2 separate regions of the Homo sapiens genome follow, and region 2 is linked to region 1. Evidence: read pairs that join two places in POLR2A ChIA-PET (ENCODE). Cell type or tissue: GM12878. All regions are shown on one strand.

What was found. ChIA-PET counts read pairs that join two places held together with the same protein. Peaks named below come from ENCODE experiments on the same cell type or tissue, not always from the same donor. Only the 100,000 strongest peaks of a DNase experiment are listed, where the experiment ranks them.
Region 2: POLR2A ChIA-PET joins it to region 1 with 7 read pairs; 10 of 35 experiments call an interaction of 5 or more read pairs at or near these places.

What each region holds. Positions count from the first base shown.
Region 1 is chr10:72,559,928-72,563,927 of GRCh38, reverse strand. MICU1 (mitochondrial calcium uptake 1) reads left to right here. Exons shown (of 12, transcript NM_001195518.2): 3 at 865-1,033. It also overlaps the pseudogene COX7CP4. Among named protein-coding and RNA genes, the nearest start is that of MICU1, 64 kb to the left of the region's middle. RefSeq lists a silencer at 1,863-1,972. In GM12878, no CTCF peak of the experiment used is centred here; DNase peaks (open chromatin) are centred at 367 and 1,937; H3K27ac peaks cover 252 bases.
Region 2 is chr10:72,610,771-72,614,770 of GRCh38, reverse strand. The region is part of intron 1 of MICU1 (mitochondrial calcium uptake 1); the gene reads left to right. Among named protein-coding and RNA genes, the nearest start is that of MICU1, 13 kb to the left of the region's middle. In GM12878, no CTCF peak of the experiment used is centred here; no DNase peak of the experiment used is centred here.

The DNA.
Region 1 (4,000 bases):
AACTTACATCTTAACCATTTTTTTCTAAAGACCTTGATATTCCACCCTTTCAGTTACAGTTGGGACAAGGGGAGAATGAGAATGGGAAGAGTTGGAGTGAGATGAAGAACAAGGAGGCGCTCTATGGCTGGAAGTCTAGTACATTTAGTTTTTGTACTGGAAGGGCTCATCGTCTCTGGTTTCAATGGGAAGACGTGTGGATGAGGGCTTCTGTCACATGTCTTCACCATTTTAAAATATGCAGTTCAGTAGTTTAAAGGGTATTCACATCATTGTGAAACAGATCTCCAGAACGTTTTCATCTTGCAAAACTGAAACTCTACTTATTCAAGAGCAACTTCCTTGCTTCCCCTTCCCTCAGCCCCTGGTAACCCCCATTCTACTTTCTGTTTCTGTAAATCTAAATATTCCAGGTAACTCATGTAAGTGAAGTCATACAATATTTGTGGTTTTGTGACTGGTTTATTTCACTTAGCATAACGCCCTCAAGATTCATCCACGTTGTAGCTTGTGACAGGATTTCCTTTCCTTTTAAAGCTGAAAAATATTCCATTATCTGTATATACCACATTTTGTTTATTCATCTGCCAATGGACTTTTGAGTTGTTTCCACCTTTCAGCTATTGTGCATAGTGCTGCTGTGAACATGGATGTGCAAATATTTATTTGAGACCCTTTCATTTCTTTGGGATATATAACCAGAGATCATGTGGAAGTTCTATTTTATATTTTTTGAGGAACTTCTTCATGTAGAATATTTGACAAATTTCATTGCTGTTGCTCTGCTAAGCTGTATCTGTTTGCTTATTTGTCTAGTATGATGGACGTTCAAGATTAATCTAGATTTCTTTTTTGCATATCCAGGGCCCATGCAGAATCTCCACCATGTGTAGACAACCTAAAAAGTGACATCGGTGATAAAGGGAAGAATAAAGATGAAGGGGATGTTTGTAACCATGAGAAAAAGACTGCAGATCTTGCCCCTCACCCAGAAGAGAAAAAGAAGAAACGTTCTGGATTCAGAGACAGAAAAGTATGAAACATAGTCTTATAAGTTGATCAGAAGTATATCTTAAAGTAGAATAATGCAGTTCAATCTTTTTAATCATATGTTTCAGATGGTTCATCTTCACTTTCAAGTTATCACTTCTTTGCTATTTTCTATCATGTTCTAAGCCAAAAGTACTCTTGGAATGTGAGGTTAAAGGAGGTAGTTAAAAGGATCTAGGACCAATAACCATGATTAGCATATTTTTTCTTAGTTCTTTCAGTTCAACTGCCTAAGGTGATTCTTTTTTTCTGGATCTTCCTGATGCTAAATGTTATCATATATGTTAAGTTGAGTCTTTGTGGTATTTCTGATATCGGGTTGTAGAGACAGAATAAAATCTCTTTGGAAACATAACTTCTAGAAGACCAAGTAACTTTGAGGACAGCACAAACTTCAAATGACTATCAAGATTTTATGTAATTAGGCCCCGCATGGTGGCTCATGCCTATAATCCCAGCACTCTGGGAGGCGGAGGTGGGTGGATCACCTGAGGTCAGAAGTTCAAGACCAACCTGGCCAATGTGATGAAACCCTGTCTCTACTAAAAATACAAAAACTAGCCTGGCATGGTGGCATGCACCTGTAGTCCCAGCTACTCAGGAGGCTGAGTCAGGAGAATTGCTTGAACCCGGGAGGTGGAGGTTGCAGTGAGCTGAGATTGTGCCACTGCACTTCAGCCTGGGCGGCAAAGCAAGACTGAGTCTCAAAAAAAAAAAAAAAAAAAAAAAAGATTTTATGTAATTAACACAACCTGCTGTTATGTAGCTTTGCCTCAGCGAAGTTTCAGTTCCACTACAGCAGTTCCTATGATATCAGGTATTTGAGTTCAGCAAACATGAGTGATGAACAATGAAAAGGATGGATTTCTTAGACATTTTGCATGTCAAGGTTAAAATTCAGGGAGTTGCGTTCAGTTGCTAAACTATAGCTAATAATGCAACAAGATAATTTGAGTTATTTCTGCGTTTTGTGTGTTTGTGGTTTGTGTTTGCAAGAAGAGTTCTTTGTAAAATCTGGATCTTCTGTCTGGTTTCATATGTTAGATGAAGTAATTTTTTTATTTTTGGAGACAGAGTCTCCCTCTGTTGCCCAGGCTAGAGTGCAATGGCATGATCTTGGCTCACTGTAACCTCCGCTTCCTGGGTTCAAGCGATTCTCCTGCCTCAGCTTCCCAATAGCTGGGATTACAGGCATGCACCACCATGCCCCGCTAATTTTTGTATTTGTAGGAGAGATGGAGTTTCACCATGTTGGCTAGGCTGGCCTCGAACTCCTGACTTCAGGTGATCCGTCTGCCTCGGCCTGCCAAAGTGCTGGGTTTATAGGCATGAGCCGCCATGCCCAGCCTAGATGAAATTATTAAATGTGTTTTCTCTATACCCAAATCCATTTCTGATAGAGGTGAATTGAACAAAAGTCATGCATCACAAGTCAATTATCAAGTGTCCTTGTTTTTCTGTCAGGATACATTTATTTATTGTTTTGCCCTGAGTGAATTCAAAGAAAGCACAACTTTACTCTGTGCCAGCAGTTTCATCTACAGGCCAGTCACACTTTCCATTTCGTAAAATACAGCTAAAATGTCCCAAATAAACATTTATTTTGAACCTACTTCCATTTTCTACTCCTGCCTTCTGCTCAGCAGATGAGCATATCTCATACTTCATAGAAAAAATTAAAGCTATCTGTGTGATTTACTCAAATTCCAACCCTTATAGTTACAAAATCTATCTAATCTGTATTTGAAATAATTCTTATTTCTTTCACTGAAGTTTCAGAGGAAGAGCTATCTTTTCCCTGTTCAAGGATAATTGTTTTAATGTCTTTCTGTATCTCTAATAATCTATTTCAACACTTATTCTGTCTTCATTCTGTTTTTTTCAGTCATTCTTTGTATATTCATTCTTTTACATAATCTATATAGACATGTTAAGAATTTATCTATAATTTAAGAAATAATAAACCACATTTTTATGCCATAAGTTTTGTGTTTTGTTTGTTTGTTTTGAGATGGAGTCTCGGTCTGTCGCCCAGGCTGGAGTGTAGTGGTGTGATCTAGGCTCACTGCAACCTCTGCCTCCTGGATTCAAACGATTCTCATGCCTCAGCCTCCTGAGTAGCTGGAATTACAGATGCCTGCCACCATGTCTGGCTAACTTTTGCATTTTCAGTAGAAACGGGGTTTCACCATGTTAGCCAGACTGGTCTCGAACTCCTGAGCTCAGGTGATCCGCCCACCTTGGCCTCCCAAAGTGTTGGGATTATAGGCATGAGCCACTGTGCCTGGCTTATGTCATAAGTTTATTTAAAACATATCTATTATCCTATGTAAATTCAAGGGTTTGATTTATTTTTCAGAGATTGCACCTCTTAAAATGCTCTTCATATCTGTTTCATGGATGAATTAAACATCCTTGTTTCTTAAGCAGTTGGTGTCTTACTATAAAGAAATGTGCATAAAATCCAGATCCAAAGTGCAAAGTCATTATAATTAGTAACCACCACTTATTTTCTACTGAAAATAGCATGTTCTTCCCTTAGCCCTCTTTATAGTGCCTCATGCCTCCTGTAGACCACAGAGGTTGTGAACCTCTGGATGCCCTGTTCCAACATGGTGCTATTGGAAGTTCAGTGAGAGGTGCATAGACTGAAGGCAGGAGAGATGGCAGCACCACACCAAGTCCTCCTTAAACTGCATTTTTTAATCCCCTTTTTCTTCTCCATTTTGATCATGTATTTTTCTCTTGCTACTTTCCCATTCATTTTTTTCCCTCTGGTCTGGTCCTGTGATGTCTACATCAGCAGTCCCCAACCTTTTTGGCACCAGGGACTGGTTTTGTGGAAGACAGTTTTCCTGCAGACCAGAGTGGGAGGGGATGGTTTGAGGAGAAACCGTTCCACCGCAGATCATCAGGCATTAGATTCTCATAACGCACACAACCTAAATCC
Region 2 (4,000 bases), 51 kb before region 1:
TCCCTCTCCCTGAAACCTCTGGCATCCATCATTCTACTTTCTGTCTCTATGATTTGACTATGCTAGGTGCCTCATGTAAGTGAAATCACAAAGTATTTGCCTTTTTTGGATTGGCTTGTTTCCCTTAGCATAGTATCCTTCAGGTTCATCCATGTTGTAGCATATGCTAGAATTTCCTTCCTTTTGAAGGTGAAATGACATGATGAAATTTTGCCATGATTAAGAAAAAATAAAGGCTGAATAATATTCCTTGTATGTATGTGTCACATTTTATCCATTCATCCATCAGTGGACACTTGGGTTGCTTCCACCATTTGGCTGTTGTGCACAATGCTGCTTTGAGCATGGCTGTACAAATATCTATTCAGGTTCCTCCTTTAAATTCCTTTGGAAATACACCTAGAAGTGGAATTGCTGGATCATATGGTAATTCTATGTTTAATTTTTTGAGGAGCTGCCATACTTTTTCTGTAGTGCCTGCACTATTTTATATTCCTATCAGCAGTGTACAAGGGTTTCATTTTCTACACATCCTTGTCAACACTTGTTTTTTTTTTAAAATTTAAGTAATAGCCATTTGAATGAGTATGGGTACATTTTATATTATGTGTTTTTGTTTTATTTTTGGGGATGGAGTTTTGTTCTTGTTGCCCAGGCTGGAGTGCAATGGTGTAATCTCAGCTCACTGCAACCTCTGCCTCCTGGTTCAAGCAATTCTTCTGCCTCAGCCTCCTAAATAGCTGGGACAGGCGCCCGCCACCACGCCCAGCTAATTTTTTTGTATTTTTAATTGAGACGGGGTTTCGCCACATTGGCCAGGCTGGTCTTGAACTCGTGACCTCAGGTGATCCCCCCACCTCAGCCTCCCAAAGTGCTGGGATTACAGGTGTGAGCCACTGCACCCAGCCTATTATGTATATTGTAACACAACAAAAACTAGAGTTGTAAGGGGAGAAAAAGGTTATGTATGAGGAACTCTTCTAGATTAAGAGAGACTGTTTAGAGAAAACCAAAGATAGTCTTATTTGTAGGGATCCTGGTTTGAAAAATCAGCTGTAAATTTTGGGGGAGTTTGTATGTGTTCTAGTATTAGAAGATATTAGGTAATTATTAATTTGAATAAATTTGATAATGTAGTTATGTAGGAGAAAATATTGTAGTTGTGTAGGAGAATATTAAAATATGTAGGGGTATAGCCAGGTGTGGTGGCTCATGCTCATAATCCCAGAGCTTTAGGAAGCTGAGGTGGGAGGACTGCTTGAGGCCAGGAGTTGGAGACCAGCCTGAACAACATAATGGGACCTGGGCTCTACAAAAAATAAAAAAAAATCAGCCAGGCGTGGTGGCACATCCCTGTAGTTCCTAGCCACTCAGGAGGCTGAGGCAGGAGGACTACTTAAACCTAGGCGTTTGAGGCTGCAGAGTGCTATGCTCATGCCACTGCACTACAGCCTGGGTGACAGAGCAAAACCCTGTCTCTAAAAAAAAAAAAAAAAAAAAATTAGGGGTAAAGTGTTTCTCCTAATAATGTCTGTAATTTACTTTGAAATGATTCAACATAAAAAATAGTTTGATGAGTAGCCATATAGATAAGTAGATGAAGCAAGTATATCAAAATGTTAATTGTTGAATTTAAGTAATGCACATATGGTGTTGATAATAGTAGTCTTTGAAATTTCCTGCATGTTTGAAAGTTTTAAAATAAGCTATAAAGGTTTGATGTTAATTTTTTTTCTGAAAAAGAGGCCATTTAAACAACTTGCTTTTATTTTTATAAATAATTACTTTTAATCTTTAATATTTCTAGTTTTTCTTTATATTATGGATTTTGTCTTACAGATACTGCATCTTTTCTCTCTCTTTTTTATTCTTTGTATGTCATTTGTATGCATTTTAGGAAGTGAATTTTGTGTTGTCTTTACCAGTGGAGTATGCATTCTTCCTATGCATCCCAACTTTTTTTTTTTTTTGAGACAGGGTCTCACTCTGTCACCCAGGCTAGAGTACAATGGTGCAATCATAGTTCACTGCAGCTTCAAACTCCTAGGCTCAAAGGGTCCTCCTGCCTCAGCCGCCTGAATAGCTATGACTACATGCATGTGCCACCTTGCCTGGCTAATTTTTTAAAATTGTTTTTTGTGAGACAGGGTCTTGCTATCTTGCCCAGAGTGGTTAGGAACTTCTGGCCTCAAGTGATCCTCCTGCTTCAGCCACCCAAAGCTCTGGGATTATAGGCAGGAGCCACTAAGCCTGGCTATATTCCAACCTTTTGAAGGAGCAATTTGACTGTCAAAGCCTTGGCATGACTCCCATTACTCTTTTAGCCTAGAGGTTTTAATTTCATGCTCTATAGGAAAATGGCTCCTAAGTCATTAATAACTTCCTTTTCGACTGCATGTTTTCTTTAGGCTCAGATTAAAGTCTGGTCAGCTCCTGAAATACTTTGTGTACTGTGTTAAGATTCACGAAGTGTCATTTTTTTTTTTTGGTTAAGAAAACAGATGGCAGACTCTAGTGTTATTGTGGGAAATCTGGAGTTCTACTATAAGAAATTAAACATTTTAGCCTAATGAGTCTGGGATTTTATTTATTTCTTTAAGCCTGTTTACTAGTTGATTTTCCCAATATTAAGCACATACACAGATTTCTTTCCGTAGCGTAGTTTGATAGGAAGACAATTAGGAAAGGAGTTACCAAATCTGGTTTCAGTTTCCAATTTCACTATTATCTAGCTTTGTGATTTTTTTTTTTTTTTTTTTGGTTGGTTGGTTTTTAAGAGATAAGGTCTCACTGTGTTGCTCAGGCAGGAGTGCAGTGGCTATTCACAGTCACTGTGTAGCACTGTAGCTTCAAACTCTTGGCCTCAAGCGATCCATCTGCCTCATTTTCCCAAGCAGCCGAGACTATAGGGACACACCACAGTGCCCAGATAGCGTTGTGACAGTGATGGAGTTGCTTATCACCTCCCTGGCCTGTTCCCTCTCATACTGAAATTTTGAAAAATGTTAAGGTCTCTTTCAGCTCTAATATTCTAGTATATTACTCCTTTAGTCTGTTATTCTCAGTGTTTGAGAGTATTGGGGCAGACCATGTACCTCTCGTCAAAACTGGGTTTTTTTCTTTCTTTCTTTTCACTTTTATCTTAATTCTTAACACAGGGCTTTCTTTTTAGGGTTTTTTCTTTTTCTTTTTTTTGAGATGGAGTCACTGCAATCTCTGCCGCCCGGGTTCAAGCAATTCTCCTGCCTCAGCCTTTCGAGTAGCTGGGATTACAGGCACGCACCACCACACCCAGCTAATTTTTGTAATTTTTGTATTTTTAGTAGAGACGGGGTTTCGCCATGTTGGCCAGGCTGGTCTCCAAGTCCTGACCTCAGGTGATCCGCCCGCCTCGGCCTCCCAAAGTGCTGGGATTACAGATGTGAGCAACTGCTCCCGGCCTTTTTTCTTTCTTTCTTTTTTTTTTTTTAAAGGGAGTCTCGCTGTGTCTCCCAGGCTGGAGTGCAGTGGAGCGATCTCTGCTCACTGCAAACTCCGCCTCTCGGGTTCCCGCCATTCTCCTGCCTCAGCCTCCCGAGTAGCTGGGACTACAGGCGCCCGCTACAGCGCCCGGCTAATTTTTTTGTATTTAGTAGACACGGGGTTTCACCGTGTTAGCCAGGATAGTCTCCATCGCCTGACCTCGTGATCCGCCCGCCTCGGCCTCCCAAAGTGCTGGGATTACAGGCGTGAGCCACCGCGCCTGGCCTTGTTTTTTTTTAAACAACAAAAATCTTAGAATTTTAATCCAGTTACTTGCCTACTTTTTTGTGGCAGCAGGAAGTTTTTCTTTGTACTGATAAATATATTTATTACAGTTTTTCCTTTGGCTAGTAAAATAGAAATACAAGGTAAAGTAATGTATCATGTTGTACTACATAGTGTCCATTTGCCCCTCTGTATTCACCCTCTAACCTCCTCCACTCAGCTTTATGCTCCAAGAGGCTGCCTTTTGTAAGCT